Linked DNA regions of Homo sapiens: region 1 is linked to region 2. Evidence: read pairs that join two places in POLR2A ChIA-PET (ENCODE). Cell type or tissue: Panc1. All regions are shown on one strand. Links, peaks and the distances in the headings refer to the core of each region. The heading gives the core; the rest is flanking DNA.

Region 1 (5,386 bases), core at 283-5,282, 220 kb before region 2:
ATGATGATTTCCAATTTCATCCATGTCCCTACAAAGGACATGAACTCATCATTTTTCATGGCTGCATAGTATTCCATGGTGTATATGTGTTGTGGCTATACTTTTTATTCAAGAGAAAATGCTTCGATTTTATATTAAATTGTTCCTTAAGTATACATTCTTTAATGTATAGGTATACAAAGTACATAAAGATAAGTTCTGCAAATGTAAAATTAAATAGTTTTGAGTTCTCCAGATCTAAGAAAATACACTTTAAATCTTGCAGTTAATTCTATATTTCATCTTCCTACAAAGTGTTTATCTCAGAACCAACTTCTGATACTTCTACATCTTGTATGTTTAGCAGTTTAAGTAATAAAGTCACATTTGTTGAAACAAGAAGATAGGATTCTATATTTTTTCCATCTACAGTAAAGCATTTCTATTTACTCTGTTGATATACAAAATTCATTGTGAGGTAAAGATGGGAGAGTTGAGTATAGGGTATTTTCAAGAAATAATTTAATGAGGACTTATACTTTGGGGAGCACATTTCACCTCAGACTTGTTCTAAGGGATGTTAGATTATGGAGCCTTAATTCAGGGATTTTTCATTAGGCTAAAACTCCACTTTTGAGCACTTAGTGTCAGTACTATATTTGAACTTGATTCAGAGGAGTGGGAAATTTTGAGGGTGCTTTAATATGATACATTTAGAAATAGGTTGAGGCTTAAGGTCAAAGATCTTTTTAAAAAATTTTTATTTATACGTATGAAGAATTTACTTTCTTCCCTCTTGTGTTAAATATAGTCTTTTTACTGTTATATTTGATTTTTCATTGTTGAAGGAGTGTCAAACTACAATCCTAATACGTAAAATGAATTAAAAATTGCTAAACCTTCTTAAATTTTAAGAGCACCAACTCTTAATAAACTTTCTTCATTCCAAAATCTTGGAGTGCTCTAAGAATAATAAGTAATGAACTTACCACTTTGAGGGAGGAGATTTTGTTCATTTAACTTACAAGTTTGGGTTGACTCTGTGATTGAAACTTAATTGCATGAAACTTTTCAGACAGATTTTTTATATTTCAGTAGAATTCCTCACAGCTAGTTCTATTATTTTTCCCTTTGTGTTCTTGCATTTTATAAACATTGTTTCTAACTGTTGATTTCATCTCCTTTTCTAGGGAATTTTTGCCTCCTAAGTTTTCAATATTCCTTGTTCTAGGCCCACCTTGTTACCTTTTGGAGTTGTGTCAACTATACTTGCTGTACTTAGAATTTTAGCAACAGGAATTATTTCTTTATGACTTTTAATTTTTAGGCATCAAATTTCTAAATTTATTGGGTTTATTTTAGCTTTAAGAAAAGAAAAATACTTAAATTTGTATGTTGTAGTAGCCAACACATTCAGATAATAATTAACAGATGATAATGGATTCACAATAGAAAAGGAAAACTACCTAGCAAATTATTTATTGGAGTATTCGTACATAAATATATACAGTTTCAATTCTCCTGAAAGTACACTTTTAATTCTAGTGACATTTAATAAGCCCTAGGCAAAGCTCCATGCAGGCTACTTTGTATGTAGTGGGGAGAAGTGATGACACTATCATTAATAATCTCAATCCCCATCCTGTTTAAAAAAAAAAAAGAAAGATTGGATTCTTGTTTTCAAGTCCATTTTGTGGGAGATTTCTCTAATCTTCCTACCTTCTCACCCTTTCTCAAAGTACCTACAGTAATGTCTATGGTGACGTGAACTTTTTACTCAAAGAAAGCAACAAGTGTTTTTGCTTGAAATGCATCAAAAATTGCAGTGTTTTTACTTCACCATCGATTGCCTCCAAAAAAAAGTTATAGGCAAAATGAATCAGTGCCCACACAGGATTGTCCTTCAGTATTTTCTGTCTTTATTTGTCACCCAAACTGTTTGTTGTGTTTATAGTCTTTAAAAATGTGTGTCTGTGTGTCGACACACACACACACACACACACATAAAATTCATTTTCTTTTAGTGTGTGTTCTACTCTCCTTGGCTCCTGTGAACAAGCATTGCTTCCGCCCAGTTTGGTATGTGGGTCAGAAGGCACTGTTTCTCACCAGGGTGCTGCTGTTTCCTTTTCCGACTTGAGTAGATTGCAGATTATACTGGAACATGCCTGAGAAAAGGTCATAAAGGAGGGTGAAAGTCCTGGAACTGCAGCTGGGAAGCTTGACATTCTCATCTAGGAAAGGGGAGAAGAGAGAGATGGAGAGAGAGACACACACTCCCATCCCAACCAAAAATAACCCACCTGCAGGAAATTCCCTTCTACACAGGGTATTTTTTGTTAAATAACTATTGAGAGTTTGGTTGAAAAAACTTTAATGTTAAATTGGATGGCAAGCAAGAACTAAGCAGTGTTTTTAACTTTTCAGAGCCCACATTTCCAGTGACTATTTCAAAACAAGCTACCATTGTATTCTTTGACAGAGTCAAGAAGTCAGAGCTTTTCAACTACAGAATTAACTTAGTTAAACTCCTTGGTATATTTTAGATTTTTATCCCTGTCAATTCCACAGCAAGATATTAAAAACAGTCCAAAAGCTTTGCTCTTCTGTAGAAGACAAAAGTTTACCAAAAAATAAAAAATAAAAAAATAAAAAAAAAGGCCCCGTAGAACTCATCATCTAGTTTTTATTTTTGAAAGATATGATATAGGGAATAGAACATCTACATGATGTCTTAGAATAGGTAAAGTGTTGCAAAGAGGGCAAAAATAAAGGAGATATTTGGGACTGGGGCTGTTTCCGTAGAATTGTCTTCTGAGGAGTGCCAGAGAGTCACATTGACCTCGGGCTTCAGTGTGGCTCAGTAATCCGATTTCAAAATGCAAGAGTTCCAAATAGGAGACCAAAGACACTAGGTGAGGAGCTTATATCCTAGAACAATAGTGGGTGTTGTAGATAAGTGTATGGAGAGGTGATGAGAACAGAATTTAATACAGTCGTAGGAGTCTAGAGTACTGAGTTATAGGAAGGTGTCTATTGTAAACCTTCAGAAAAGTGGAGTGCCTAAAGTGGATAAGGTCTGTGTCTGTGGTAAGAATAAGTGGGATGATATGTGGACCTCCTAATAACACTGCTCTTTCACAGGGCACCATTGCTTAGTGTCCTTTAGCTCTTTTTGCAAATGAAGCTTTGCCGTTTCTATACTTATCTCTAATACTCTAATACTATACTTACCTCATATGTCTAATGACAACAGAAGGACAGTGCTCTTTTTATCCTCCAAATGTTTCACTTGACCCACTTTATTCCATTGTAGGTCTTAGTTTCTCATACCTTCTGTTCCTAAAGAATCTTTCTTTGTCCTCCATTAACAATAACTTTTAGAAACCTGTAACAAAAATTTCTCTCTCTCTCTGGTATGACACTCCTTTAAGGTACTTTCTGATCTACAACTATTGTCATTTGATTCCTTAATGTTATTTTAACTGATTTTATGTCCTTTGGTTCACAATATGGTAAGATATGGAAATTTTTTAAAGGTAGAAAGGATGCAAATACATTCATTTTTTATTTTCCCTCTTCTTGTTTGTATCTCGGAAGAAAGACAACTATACATATGTACACACAGATACACTGATAGTAACTTTAATATTTAACATAATCTGAAATGTTCAACAATTTCAGTTTTGCTAGCTTCAGAGAGTTCTTGCAGTTGGCAGTTTGCCACATTCACATGTTCTCACATCACTGCATTCAGAAGCTAAGAATACCAACCTGGCAGCTTCTGCACAGAGGGTAAAGATAAAACAGAAGGGAGTCTAACTTTGCAGCCACATTACCTGGGAGTTGCTGCTGATGTCTTTTCCACAAATGTCCAAGTTTGTCAAAGCCCAGTAAATCTTAGAAAGTTTATTTTCCTTGTAGCATCTGTGTTTTATAATGGGTCTTTTAATTTGTTTTTACTTTGTCTGCAGGGATTTCTTTTGTCCGGAGTTTTCAGACTCTGTCTTTTTTTTTTTTTTTTTTTTCCTGTGGAAGTGAGTCTGTTAATGATGACTGGTTTGGGAATATGCCTCTCTGCAAAGCTGACCTGACAAGCTATTCCTCCAGCGTGGCAACAAAGCCCATTGTTATTTTCTCTGTTCACTTTTATCCTCAACTTAATCCATTTTTCTTCTGTGTTTTTATAGTATAGAATGTCTGGGAAAACATAATTTAGGACAAAGCATAAGTAAGATGGTATTTTGAAGTTAGCAAAACTTTTAGTAAACAGATCACACCATGTCATTCTCATATATGCAGACAGTGGAACTATGTGTTAGTATGGAGATTGAGAGTTTGTGTCCCCCAAAGTACACGTACCTGTAGATATCCTTTATCCAAAAGGTAACAGGAAAAAAAGAGCACAAGAAGTTGTTTTCATAATTCCTTTTTTTTTTTAAATTGCAAACTTTTAGAAGATAAACATAGAAAGTCAGTGGTTGAACCCGAAAGTGAATGGTTCTGGTGTAATGGCTTTGTATTGTAATATTAAAAACAATAATAGCAGTAAACAAAAAACTGAAAGCAGAACAAAAACAAGACATCATAGCTTTAAACATCAAGGGATGTTTTAAAAATTCTGATTTTTAAATAATTTTGTATCCCCAAATAGAATTCCTGCTTTAACTTATTGAGAAACCATTTTATTGGAACTCGGGATTTCTTTCCCCCAAGAGAACTCCATCTATCGTGGGGACTGGTAAACCTCTAAAGGATCAAAGCTCTAGTGGATTTGGATAAAGACCCAAAAGCCTGAGGCTTATGCAAGTTTATCTATATAGAGTAAGCCCAAAAAACTGGGATGAGAGTCTTAGATGAGCTTATTTTCTCATGAGATTTTTGGGACTTCCTCTGTCTGCTTGTGCCAGAAATACTGTGAGAATATTCATTCTCATGGCATTTGTCACTTACAGGTCTCCTCTTAGCTGGAATTTGAAAGTATAATAGTGTGTGAAATATTTTATGTATCTCAAGACTTCATGCAGTCCACTACCAAAACTGCACTTAAATAACCTCTGTTCTTTTTCATTGTACTCATGCAATAAAGGAAAAAATAGAAGAGTATAGTAAAGAAAGGTTAGTGAAGGTGATACCTTGTAACTCTCTTCATAGATCTCAGAAATATTATTTGTATCTTATGTATTTCTGAGAGGTGAAGCAAAGAAAAAGAATAGCAATAGACTTCATCTAGGTCCAAGGCAGACACTGCAGGTTTCTTCCTGCTGAACTTCCTTATACGAAGAGGCTTGAGGTTTAATGAAGAATTCTGGCTTGAAAATTTAGGCTTGATATAACCACATGGAAATGTCTAAAGATCTATTTTTAAAGTTATCAAGTCTAACCTTCTAGGCCAGTGAACGTGAGA
Region 2 (5,386 bases), core at 190-5,189:
CTCAAGCTATGCCCATGTAAAACAGCAAACTTAATAAATGTTTTGCGTTCTGACTGCTCCACTGACCAGTTGTTCCTCCATCTCTCTGCCTTTCCGCAGGTCTCCTGATTCCATGAGCCACAATAATATTGAAATTGGGCCAATTAATACCCCTACAATGGCCTCTAAGTGTTCAAGTGTAAAAAAGAGGTTCGCCTCTCACTTTAAATCAAAAGCTAGAAATGATTAAGCTTAGTGAGAAAAGCATGTCAAAAGCCACGACAGGCTGAAAGCTAGTCCTCTTGCAGCAGTTAGCCGAGTTGTTAATGTAAAGGAAAAGTTCTTGAAGGGAATTAAAAGTGCCACTCCAGTGAGCACAGAAGAAAGTAAAACAGCCTTGCTTCTGAGATGGAGAAAGTTTTAGTTGTCTGGATGGCAGATAAAACCAACCACAACATTTCTCAAACTGTTGGCCTCAAGCAATCCTCTTGCCTCGGCCTCCCAAAGTGCTGGGATTACTGATGTGAGCCACCGCACCTGGCCACCACCACATTCCTTTAAGCCAAAGCCTAATCCAGAGCAAGGCCCTACCTCTTTCAATTCTATGAAGCTGAGAGAGGTGAGGAAGCTACAGAAGAAAAGTTTGAAGCTAACAGAGGTTGGTTCGTGAGGTTAAGGAAAGAAGCTATTTGCATAATATAAAAGGGCAAGATGAAGCAGCAAGTGCTGATGGAGAAGCTCCAGCCAGTTATCTAGAAGATCTAGCCAAGATCATTGATGAAGGTGGCTATGCTAAACAACAGATATCGATGTAGACAGAACAGCCTTCTATTGGAAGAAGATGCCATCTAGGACTTTCATAGCTAGAGAGGAGGAGTCAGTGCCTGGCTTCAAAGCTTCAATTGAAGGACAGGCTGATACACAATGGCAATTAAATGTCAACATTCATTTTGAAGGGGATGCTCAAACTATAGCACAGACCAATTTTCTTTGTCTAAATACAATAGTTTTCCTTCCAGGCAGCCTCAGTCCACGTTCATGAGCCACATTCTTGTGCTTCTCCATTTACATAGCTCTAATAGTAGAGGAGAGATGCTTTATGCATCCCTCTTACCCCGTCTCTAGATATGGAGCCACAACCTTGCCTGCTACCAGCTGAAAATTCTCCTGAAGCTAGGCTTTTATCTTCGAATTATAAGATAGTGTTGGCTGGGCGCGATGGCTTACGCCTGTAATCCCAGCACTTTGGGAGGCCAAGGCGGGCGGTTCACCTGAGGTCAGGAGTTCAAGACCAGCCTGGCCAATATAGCAAAATCTGGTCTCTACCGAAAATACAAAAATTAGCCGGGCGTGGTAGCACGTGCCTATAGTCCCAGCTACTCAGGAGGCTGAGCCAGGAGAATTGGTTGAACCCAGGAGGCCGAGGTTGCAGTGAGCTGAGATCATGCCACTGCACTCCAGCCTGGGTGACAGAGCGAGACTCTGTCTCAAAAAAAAGTGTGTGTATACACACACACACACACACACACACACACACACATAGTGTTGATATGTGCATATATGTATACTTTGTTTTAATATGTAAGCTATTTGTCTGCCAAATTACTTTTTTCATAAAATTTTAAGCAAAACAGCTCTCCGTGGTCCACCATTATGTACCCCCCAGAAACACTACAATAACATAACATTGATGGAGGTTATAAATTTTTTTCTCAACTTTTAGATACGGGGGCACATGTGCAGGTTTATTACATGGGCATCTTGCACTCAGGTAGTGAGCATAGCGCCCAATAGGTAGTTTTTCAACCCGTGCCCTGTCTCTCCCTCCCCCTCTAGTAGTTCAGAGTATCTATTGTTCCCATGTTTATGCCCATGGGTGCTCAATGTTTCACTCCCACTTAAAAGTGAGAACATGTGGTATTTGGTTTTCTGTCCCTGCACTAATTTGCTTAAGATAATGGCCTCCAGTTCCATCCACGTTACTACAAAGGACATGACTTCATTCTTTTATTCCATGGTGTATATCTAGCACATTTGCTCTATCCAATCTGCTCGTAGATGGGCACCAAGGTTGATTCCATGTCTTTACTATTGTGAATAGTGTGGCAGTGAACATAGGAGTGCAGGTATCTTTTTGGTATAATGATCTATTTTCCTTTGGATATATATATACCCATAATGGGATTGCTGGGTCAAATGGTAGCTCTGTTTTAAGTTCTTTGAGAACTCTCCGAACTGCTTTCCACAACGGCTGAACTAGTTTATAACAACAGTGTATAAGCATTCCCTTTTCTCTGCAGCCTCGCCAGCAGCTAGTTTTTGCCTTTTTTTTTTTTTTTTTTTTTCTAAGAGATAAGGTCTCACTATGTTCCCCAGGCTAGTCTCAAACTCCTGGACTCAAGCAATCCTCCTCCCACCTTGGCCTCCCAAAGTGCTGGGATTATAGGTGTGAGCTGCTGTACCTGACCTGACTTTTTAATAATAGCCGTTCTGACTGGTGTGAGATTATATCTGATTGTGGTTTTTGATTTGCATTTCTCAGATGAGAGTGATGATGAGCATTTTTTCATGTGTTTGTTGGTTGCTTGTAGGTCTTGTTTTGAGAAGTGTCTATTCATGTCCTTTGCCCATTTTTTAGTGTTTTTAATTTTTTGCTTGTTGATTTAAGTTTCTGAAAATAGATTCTGGATATTAGATTTTTGTCAGATGCATAGTTTGAGAATATTTTCTCTCATTCTTTAGGTTGCCTGTTTACTCTCTTGATAGTGTCTTTTTATTGCTTTATCTCCATTTTACAGATAAGAAACCGGTTTTAGAAGTTTCAGATATTTGTTCAAAGTCATACCATGAAGTACAAAGCTGTTTTTAACCCATACCTTTCTTAAGTTCCAAATCCATAATGCAGAAACCATGCTGGGCATTAAGGAATCCTACCTTCAAAGGAAATGACAAGGCTGGAGACAGTGGCTCATACCTGTAATCACATCTGTAAGCACTTTAGGAGGATGAGGCAGGAAGACAGCTTGAGCCCAGGAATTTGAGATCAGCCTGGGCAACATAGCAAGACACCGTCTCTACAAAATAATTTTACCATTAGCCAGGTGTGGTGACACACACCTGTAGTCCCAGCTACTCAGGGGGCTGAAGTGGGAGGATCATTTGAGCCTGAGAGATCGAAGCTACAGTGAGCCATGATTGCACCACTGCACTCAAGCCTGGAAGAGACCCTGTCTCAAAAAAAAAAAAAAAAAAGAAAGAGAAAGAAGGAAACAAAGAAAGAAGGAAAAGAGGCCTGACACAGTGGCTCATGCCTGTAATCCCAGCACTTTGGGAGGCCGAGGGGGGTGGATCACAAGGTCAGGAGTTCAAGACCAGCCTGGCCAATACGGTGAAACCCCGTCTGTACTAAAAATACAAAAATTAGCTAGGCGTGATGGTGGGCACCTGTAATCCCAGCTACTCGGGAGACTGAGGCAGGAGAATGGCGTGAACCCGGAAGGCAGAGCTTGCAGTGAGCCGAGATCACACCACTGCACTCCAGCCTGGGTGACAGTGAAAGACTCCGAAAAAAAAAAAAAAAAAAAAAGAAAGAGAAAAAGAAATCAGGAGAGTTTAAAAGCATTCCACAAAGTCAGTGGTTATATGTTAATCTGTGTAGTGTGCTTTGTTTCCCAGATAATTTAGAAGCAATTAATTCTGGATAGACGTGTGTTGCATGTAATGACAGATACTGATTGTAATGTTTTATTTTGGCCAAAAAAAAGGTGGGGGGTGGGGAGTAATTTTCCTCAAAATCATTATCTGGCAGGGTGGGAGGTTGTTTTTCTTTTGTATACAGAGAAACAGAGTCCCAGGTAGGAATATGTGTTGTATTCATGGCAGTTCGGCAGACCCTTGGAATATAACCTTCTTCATGGTCCATGTTCTAGTCCTGCTTTGAGAACCCTCTTTTGAGTAAAGAAAATCTTCAAAAACCCATCTCTGGGTTTCATCCTGAGGATCCAGGACCGGTGTTCTCTTTCTTAAGAGGAAAAAAAATCACAATGGTAGAAAATTCTTTGCAAATCCTATTGTAGTCTTGATTGATCTCTCTTCTCATTGCTCTTCGTCGGCCTCTTCAACCCTTCTGACTGTGTGTATTAGAAATAATTATTATCACCATTAAAACAACTTTCTTTGTCTATTTCAATTATTTTCTTTATGTTAACTATTTTCTTTTTAGAGTTGCTTATCTATTTAGCAGGCTACTGCATTAGCCTTGAGCTAGTATTGTAAGATGCAAAATTATGTTGCCGGCATCAGTTGGGAATTTCATGGAATTTGCTTCTATTTGACTATATTTCCAGATGGAACCATGTGCCGAAGTGTTTGTTTTGGGCCTCCATGAAGTCATTCCTTTGCAGTGATCTGTAGCTAGACTGCGCTCTCTTGGGACTAACCTGTGTGACTAATTTGAGTAGGAGGGTGATAAACTTTGTTACCACTTAAAAAGGGGCTAAAAATACTTCTTTTTTAAAAAACTCCTCTCCATATTATCTAGCAACACTCTTTGAGGGATAATGGAAAGGAGGTGATAAAGATTAGAGCTGATTGGGAAGGTTCTGAATGCCCAAGTTTCATTTAGGAAGCTTCACACCTTTGAGCCCCAGGGAAGAGTTTGGACCCCAGGCTTTTACAGGTTTGTAGTAAAATCTGAGCTGCCCAGAACACTCTGTGGCTAATGGCTTTTGCAGAAGTGATTCTACAACTAAAGATGCCAATCAACTAAGCTTGTATTGGTTCATCGTCCAGATCTAAAAATGATTGTTAATTTGAGTTATTGTGCTAAATATTTCTAAGAAATGCTTCTTTTTAAGTTGCTGTCTTGTGATCAAAACACAGTAAATGAAGGGCTTCCCTGAAAGGTGGAGCCAGTAGACTTGATTTGGAGATGAAGCATATACCGAACTTGAAGACTGGAGAGGTATTTTTGCCTTAACCCTGTCTCTGATTCACTGAGGGACCTTGGATAAGTCACAATCTTCCTGTCTCATGTTTCTTTTACTTAAAAATGAAAGCATGGATTAGGCTAGCTCTTCGTCAAACCTCCCTTCTCAATTCACCTTCCTAAGCACAGAACTCTTTTTCTAATAAAATTTTATGCAGGACCCCAATCTATAAAACAGATACAAGAGGAGATGCTTTGGTTAATGGAGGGCACAGGGAGAATCTCTCTCTGGCTTCAGTTCTGGCCCCTGAGGCTCTTTCCTGTCTAGTTGAGCTTTCTTTAAGAGGTCTTCCAGCTGTGGCATTCCATCCATTATTCTAATTAATGTGAATTGAGTATTACTAATATCAGGTTTGGTTTTTTTTTTTTTCACTTAGTACCCACATCATGGAGCAAAAAAAGTGGTTCTAAATTGCAGAA

The links. ChIA-PET counts read pairs that join two places held together with the same protein. Peaks named below come from ENCODE experiments on the same cell type or tissue, not always from the same donor. Only the 100,000 strongest peaks of a DNase experiment are listed, where the experiment ranks them.
Region 1: POLR2A ChIA-PET joins it to region 2 with 14 read pairs; 1 of 35 experiments calls an interaction of 5 or more read pairs at or near these places.

The regions. Positions count from the first base shown.
Region 1 is chr17:61,006,082-61,011,467 of GRCh38, forward strand. The region is part of intron 15 of BCAS3 (BCAS3 microtubule associated cell migration factor); the gene reads left to right. Among named protein-coding and RNA genes, the nearest start is that of BCAS3-AS1, 130 kb to the right of the region's middle. In Panc1, for the core only: no CTCF peak of the experiment used is centred there; no DNase peak of the experiment used is centred there; H3K27ac peaks cover 3,826 bases.
Region 2 is chr17:61,228,657-61,234,042 of GRCh38, forward strand. The region is part of intron 22 of BCAS3 (BCAS3 microtubule associated cell migration factor); the gene reads left to right. Among named protein-coding and RNA genes, the nearest start is that of BCAS3-AS1, 95 kb to the left of the region's middle. In Panc1, for the core only: no CTCF peak of the experiment used is centred there; no DNase peak of the experiment used is centred there; H3K27ac peaks cover 3,975 bases.